2 separate regions of the Homo sapiens genome follow, and region 1 is linked to region 2. A link is a contact called in ENCODE Hi-C or POLR2A ChIA-PET data. All regions are on one chromosome and are shown on one strand. The core of a region is the stretch at or near the end of the contact, and the rest is flanking DNA. Distances in the headings are between cores, read along the strand shown. Region 1 holds the start of TJAP1 (tight junction associated protein 1). Region 2 holds the start of PEX39 (peroxisomal biogenesis factor 39).

Evidence for each region. Hi-C counts contacts between places; a loop is a spot of excess contacts on that map. ChIA-PET counts read pairs that join two places held with the same protein, here RNA polymerase II (POLR2A). Pooled maps may share reads with other maps.
Region 1: a pooled map shows a loop between it and region 2 (13-fold over the local background). The contact joins the promoter of TJAP1 here to the promoter of PEX39 in region 2. A Hi-C loop is called at or near these places in 7 of 50 pooled maps. POLR2A ChIA-PET finds 5 or more read pairs at or near these places in 2 of 52 experiments (Panc1 and activated T-cell).

The regions. Positions count from the first base shown.
Region 1 is chr6:43,475,419-43,479,038 of GRCh38, reverse strand. It overlaps TJAP1 (tight junction associated protein 1), which reads right to left and starts at 1,469. Exons shown (of 11, transcript NM_001350562.2): 1 at 1,411-1,469; 2 at 807-952. RefSeq lists an enhancer at 326-1,119.
Region 2 is chr6:42,889,550-42,892,843 of GRCh38, reverse strand. It overlaps PEX39 (peroxisomal biogenesis factor 39), which reads left to right and starts at 2,023. Exons shown (of 1, transcript NM_001008739.2): 1 at 2,023-2,579. The coding sequence starts at 2,056. The coding sequence ends at 2,361. RPL7L1 (ribosomal protein L7 like 1) reads right to left here. Exons shown (of 6, transcript NM_001366481.3): 6 at 2,944-3,294. RefSeq lists enhancers at 1,572-1,621, 1,682-2,531.

The sequences.
Region 1 (3,620 bases), core at 220-2,719, 590 kb before region 2:
ACTGATATTTTTCAAAAGTGGTTTGATGGGAAGATTACAAAGGAGAGAAAAAAACTACCAGAAAAGAAAAGAGCAAGTTCCATGATCCTTTCTTTGCATCACCACACTTGTCCAACTGTAAAGTAGCTCTCAAATATTAGGGGTCTCAAGGATAGGCAGTGCGGTGCTAAACATTCCCAGAGCTTTACATCAGTCCACTTGATCTCTTACCAGAAACTGATCTACATTTTTTCTCTCTAATCCCAACCTGCCTTTCCCTCACCTCTGATACCCCCACCAAAATCCACATCCCCAGAGGAACACTAATGAGCCCTTCTTACCAAAAAAGCAAAAGTAGACACACAGCGAGAATGAATTCAGGAGTCAGTGACAGCAGGTACCTAAATGGTCAGTGAACACGATCAGAATTTGTTTTCTCGTGACTCCCCACCATCTGTCACCCACAAATCTCCACTTCCAGGCAGGACGCCAAAGTGAAGAAGTGATGGGGATATTGAAGCAGAAACAATGAGCATGTAGGAAACTGCTTGTGACAGGGATGTGTTAACATCCTTCGGCCTGGTCTCTAGGCCTCTGTCCAGGTTTACTTGCATAGGTGAAGGCACACAAGGCTTAATTCTACACCAACTCTCAAAAGTCAGCCTGCAATCTACGCCAAACACTAACTTAAGGACCTCAGACAAAGGACAAACTCTATAAAAGTGAGCCCTTTTCAGACCAAATGTTTCTTGGCATCACTCTAAGCCCATGCATCCTCCTCCCAGGGAGCATGCCAGCCAGAAACCTGTCACTGGAAGCCACCTTACCCGCTCTGGGGTTGGACTGGGGCAAGTCGCTATCTCTTCTTCTTTCCAAGTAGGCACTGTAATTTCTTCCAGTCCCTGGGGCACCTGAATCTTCAGCTGAAATTGGGGCAGATGCTGCTAACAGCTGTGGAAAGGCTGATCTAAGCCTAGAAGAGGGTCATTTGACTGGCTTTAGTTCCCTCCTTAGCAGATCTGCCCGGCATCCTCCAGATCTCTCTTCCTCACTATCCCACTCTACTAGAAAGATCCCTTTCCCCTCTGGCCGGCCAGATACAGTCGGGCCTCTATCCCACGCTCCAGGCTTCTTTATTCGCGGCTAAGAAATTTTCCTCCAACTTGTGACTCTGCTTCTCCAGGGCCTGCACAACACCTACTTCTGGCTGCCCCGCCCCCAAATCCCCCTCCCCTAGGGCTGCCACTGGACCCTAGGGCCCCGGTCCGCCCCAGCTCCTTTTTTTCCTCTCCGCCTCGGACCTTACTCCATTCCATCTCCTCTTTTCAACCCTGGAGCCAGTACCCCCTTCGCCCCTACTACAGGCTAGGGCCCCCGCAATCCTCCCCAACTCTGGCTTCCCCGCCCGACTACTCCAACCCCACAACAAACTTTCCGCCGCTGCCAGCTGCGTTCAGGCCGCCATCTTGCCGCGGGGCAGGCCGGGTAGTGGCCAGGGCCGCGGGAATCCCCACGCACTTGGCGTGTCGCGTCATCTGAGGCGGGGCCATGGGGGCGGGGCCTCGGGTTGGGGAGGTGGGACACTAGGTAGGTGATGGTGAAAAATGGGGCTCTCCTGAAAGCAGGGATTGGAGGACTGGCCACAGAAGGAAGGAGGTGTCAGGAGCAGGGCAATAGCGGGAAGCGGGGAAAGAATCCAGTACTGAAAGAAAAAAAAAAAAAAAAAGAATAGGGGAACACATCTCAAAGATACAGTGGGAGAGAGAATCGTGCTACTGGTTCCCCGTCATCCAGAGAATAAAACCAGCTTTTCAGTTTGGCATTCAAAGATCCGCATGATCCAGGCTCTTCCACCTTCATCAGCCTCATTTTTTGCCTCTCCTGGGAACTTCAGGTTCCCAAATTGTCCTTTGTTTTCAGGACATCGGGCCTTAAGATGTCTAATCTCTCTCCTCCTCCTTTGCATCATCAATTCCTCCTATTCCTTCAAACCATCAGCTAAAATGTCACCTCCCCCAGAAAGATTTCCCTTTAGTGCTCCTTTTGCTGGGCATCACTAGCAACTTGTACATAGCTTTACTGTAGCTGTCCCGTGCAGTGTAATTATTTATTTACATGTTATACCACTTTTGCCCTGCTGCTTCTTCAGGGCAAAAACTATGTTTGATTGCATCTTCATACTCCCTAGCAGGTGCTTGGCACACAATAATTGCCTAATGAATAAATGGCATGTTTTCCTCCAATGCATTAAGCATATTTCTGCCTCAGGGTCTCTAAATTTGCTATTCCCCATACCTGGAATGTTCTTCCTCCAAATATTGACTCTCATTTGTGTCTTTGCTCAAGTGTCATCACTTTAGAGAAGCCTTCCTTGGCCACTCAATCTAAATCAGCATCCCTATTCTCCTTTACCCTGCTTTAATGTTTTCATTCATAGTACTTATCATTATCTGACATTATATTAAATATTTATTGTTTATTGATCATCTCCCCACTACAAAGCAAACTCCAGAGGTCTGGGATGTTTTCTTGCTCATCACAGTATCCCCAGTGTCTAAAACAATGCCTGGCATAGTAGGTATTCAATAGATTTTTTTTATTCTGTTTGTTTAATTAATTAATTAATTTTTGAGACAGGGTCTCACTCTGTTGCCCAGGCTGGAGTGTAGTGGTGCGATCTCGGCTCACTGCAACCTCCGCCTCCCGGGTTCAAGTGATTCTCCCACCTCAGTTTCCTGTGTAGCTGGGATTACAGGCGCATGCCAGCTAATTTTTTGTATTTTTAGTAGAGATGGGAGTTCCACCATTCCACCATGTTGGCCAGGCTGGTCTCGAACTCCTGACCTCAAGTGATCCACCTGCCTCAGCCTCCCAAAGTGCTGAGATTACAGGTGTGAGCCACTGCACCGGCCAGTAAATATTTATTGAATGAATAAATGGTATGGAGGTTGGTGATTGACAGATTTTGGAATATACTGGTGGAGAAGAGGGGTTGAAAATACTATAAAATAAGAAAATGCATAGATGGAAGTTACATGACCTCAAGGCCCCACTTAGCACTAACAGGAATGGTAGCAAAGACAAGCCCCAGACTCAGCAAAGGAGAGAGTGAGATGAGGATCAGGTGGAATTCTGCAGCTGGGTCCTCAGGGAGCACAGCCATCCTAGGAAAGCCCCAGGGCACCGAGCAGGCCAGGTAGAGGAAATGAGGAAGGCTGGAGGCCAGGAGTCTCCTCAGACCTAAAGACATCATCCACCCCGAGCCCAGGCCTCTCTTGGCCAGATGGTTCCGGAGAAGCATCTGTCCCTCCATAAATTATCCAGGGCCCCCTCCAGCCTATCCTCTCTGGTGACAGCCGGAACAATTGTCCAGGAATTCCATCTGCTCCCCTGTCCCTCTCCCCTCCGCAGCTCATCAACATTTCAGAGCAGCAAGGTATCCCATTTCCCTGGGCCTAGAGATGGAGCTGGTCTGCCCCTTGGTGAAGCTGATCTCATGTACCCACCCCCCATCAACGCACACACACAAAAACCTCAGCAGAGGCTTCCAGATTCCCAGAGGGAGAGGTCAGCCATTTTTATTTCCCATCCCATCCATGCCTTTCTATCCTATATATCTTTTTAAAAATTAATTTAATAAA
Region 2 (3,294 bases), core at 774-3,273:
ACAGGTGTCCACCACCATGTTCAGCAATTTTTTTTTTTTGTATTTTTTAGTAGAGATGGGGTTTTGCTATATTGCCCAGGCTGGTCTTGAATTCCTGAGTTCAAGCAATCCACCGACCTCAGCCTCCCAAAGTGCTGGGATTAAAGGCATGAGCCACTGTGTCTGGCCTGTATTTATTTTTTATGTCTCCTTTAATCTGGGGTAGTTCTTAGCTTTTTCTTAATGTTTTATAACAACGACATCTGTAAAGTGTCCAGACCAATCATTTTGCAGAATCTCTCTCACTTTGATCTCTATTTCCTCAAGACTAGGTGGTGAGTGAACATTTTTTGGGCATTTTGGGGAGGACTACTACAGAAATGTACTCCCCGTGTGTGTGTCCTTCCCAGTGCATCACATCAGAAGGCACACAAGGCCAGTTTGTCCTATTAAGCTTTTTTTTTTTTTTTTTTTTTGAGACTGAGTCTCACTCTGTTGCCCAGGCTGGAGTGCAGTGGTGTGATCTCATCTCACTGCAACCTCCCTGCCTCCTAGGTTCAAGCAATTCTTCTGCCTCAGCCTCCCAAGTAGGTGGGATTACAGGTGCGCACCACTATGCCTGGCTAATTTTTTTGTATTTTTAGTAGAGATGGGGTTTCGCCATGTTGGCCAGGCTGGTCTCAAACTCCTGATCTCAGGTGACCTGCCCACCTCAGCCTCCCAAAGTGCTGGGATTACAGGTGTGAGCCACCACGCCTGGCCATTAAGCTTTGATTCTTTGATTAAGGTGATGTTCACCAGATCAGTCTAGCTTTTGATACTTTTTTTTTTTTTTTTTGAGACAGAGTTTTGCTGTGTCACCGAGGGTAGAGTGCAGTGCTGCAATCTCAGCTCACTGCAACTTCTGCCTCCCAGGTTCAAGCGATTCTCCTGCCTCAGCCTCCTGAGTAGCTGGGATTACAGGTGCATGCCACCACACCCAGCTAATTTTTGTATTTTTAGTAGAGACGGGGGTTGCCCCATGTTGGTCAGGCTGGTCTCAAACTCCTGACCTTGAGATCCACCTGCCTCCACCTCCCAAAGTGCTGGGATTACAAGTGTGAGCCACCGTGCCCGGCCACTTTTGATAATTTAAAAACCTGACTTTCCGAGCAGTCAGAGCAGCTGTAGCACATCTGACCTGCTTTCACCTTCGATCTTCTCTGGGACCACCAAGAATTGAAGGATGGCAGGAAGTGTGAAGAAAGTGGTGAGGCTCTGGCTGGGTGCGGTGGCTCACACCTGTAATCCCCGCACTTTGGAAAGCTGAGGCGGGTGCATCACTTAAGGTCAGGAGTTCGAGACTAGCCTAGCCAACATGGTGAAACCCTGTTTCTACTAAAAATACAAAAATTAGCTGGGCTTGGTGGCATACACCAGCTACTAGGGAGGCTGAGGCACTAGGGACCCTGTGGATCGCTTGAACCAGGAGGCGGAGGTTGCAGTGCGCTGAGATCGCATCGCTGCACTCCGGCCTGGGCAACAGAGTGAGACTCCGTCTAAAACAACACAAAACAATAATAACAACTAAGAGAGTAGCGTGGCTTGGTGGCGGTGTCACTCCTGAGGCCTCTGGGAACAACTCTACAGTTATGCTTTGTCCCGTGCTGCGGAGCCTAGTATGGGGATTATCCCCCGCCATGCGTTGTATCTGAATCCTTGTACGCGCGCCCGGGGGTGTGCATGAAAATGGGCATGTGCGCGGTGCTTATGTATGTATGGGTCTTTTTGCCCGCAGCGGCGCGTCCGCAGGCTTGTTCTGTCCTGTGCTAGCCTTCAAGTTTTGGCACGTCCGTCCGTTTTTCTTCTTTGGCGCGTCCGTTGGGCACTCTGGGTTTGGCTAAATCGTGGACGCTTCTAAAGCGTTTCTGCAGGGAGCTGGTCAGAGTTGTCAAGTGCTCCCCCAGTTCTGGGCCGGCTTGGTACGGTCTACAGCCTCCCTTTCCTTTCCCCACCTCCCCCATGGTGGTTGCACCCATTCGGCCCGGAAGTGCTCGCTTCTCTGCATTACACGCCGGTCAGGATTCGCGACCCGACATGGAGCGTCCCCGCAGTCCCCAATGCTCGGCCCCGGCCTCTGCCTCAGCTTCGGTTACCCTGGCGCAGCTCCTGCAGCTGGTCCAGCAGGGCCAGGAACTCCCGGGCCTGGAGAAACGCCACATCGCGGCGATCCACGGCGAACCCACAGCGTCCCGGCTGCCGCGGAGGCCCAAGCCCTGGGAGGCCGCGGCTTTGGCTGAGTCCCTTCCCCCTCCGACCCTCAGGATAGGAACGGCCCCGGCGGAGCCTGGCTTGGTTGAGGCAGCGACTGCGCCTTCTTCATGGCATACAGTGGGCCCCTGAGGTTCCAGGTCCTTTGCGGCGGCGATCTGGAGGGCGTGGCTACAGGACCCGGGATGCCATTCAGTTACTCATCTTTTATGCTTTCGTCCTGACCTGTCTCAACTAGACTTGCTCCTGCAACCACCATGGGGGTTTTGCATTTACATTTGTGGACCATGTTACAGTTAAGAAAAATCCTGTTTCAGTCCTTATATGTAATAAAATGTTTTATGATGTAACTTGGCCCCAGAATGATTTTGAAGATACATTAAAGGAAAGCCCAAAGCATTTAAAAAAGCCAACCAAGAAAGACTAAAATCTTGGCTCTTGGAATCAGCTGGATCAGGCAAGGGGCTAGAGAATTAGAGCATTAGAAAGGCTCCCACAGCCACCCTGAAATCAGTCCTTTTATGTTAAGCAGGCCACCTGGCTCAGTGCCTACATACTCAACACTAGATTTTACTTTCTCTACAAAAGCTAGAATGTACCTGGTACGTGCTGACATGACCCTAACCCACAGACGATGTAACAGGTCTACCTTTTCTCAGAAAGGATTGTCTCACAACTTGTTCAACGAATTAGTTATGTCATGGTACATACATATAAGTGCGCAATTTTTGTAACATCTTTTATTTGTATACAATTATAAATTACAAACTTGTTTTATTAGGTTTTTTAAAATTTATTTTTCGTCAACTTAGTCCCTTTTATTTACCAGCAGTTTGCTCTGACAGAATAAATTACAAACTATTGTTTTGTTTAATCCCTTTAACCATCATGTCAGGCACACAGGTTGGAGAATATTAGCTCCCATTTTATGGACAGAGTGGAAACACTGTACCCATATTTAGTGTAAGACAGAGCTGGGATATAAGCCTTGGGCTTCCATAGTCACAACTGCTTTTTTGCATAACTTTGTAATACATCATTTTAAAGTAATCTGATTTCACAATG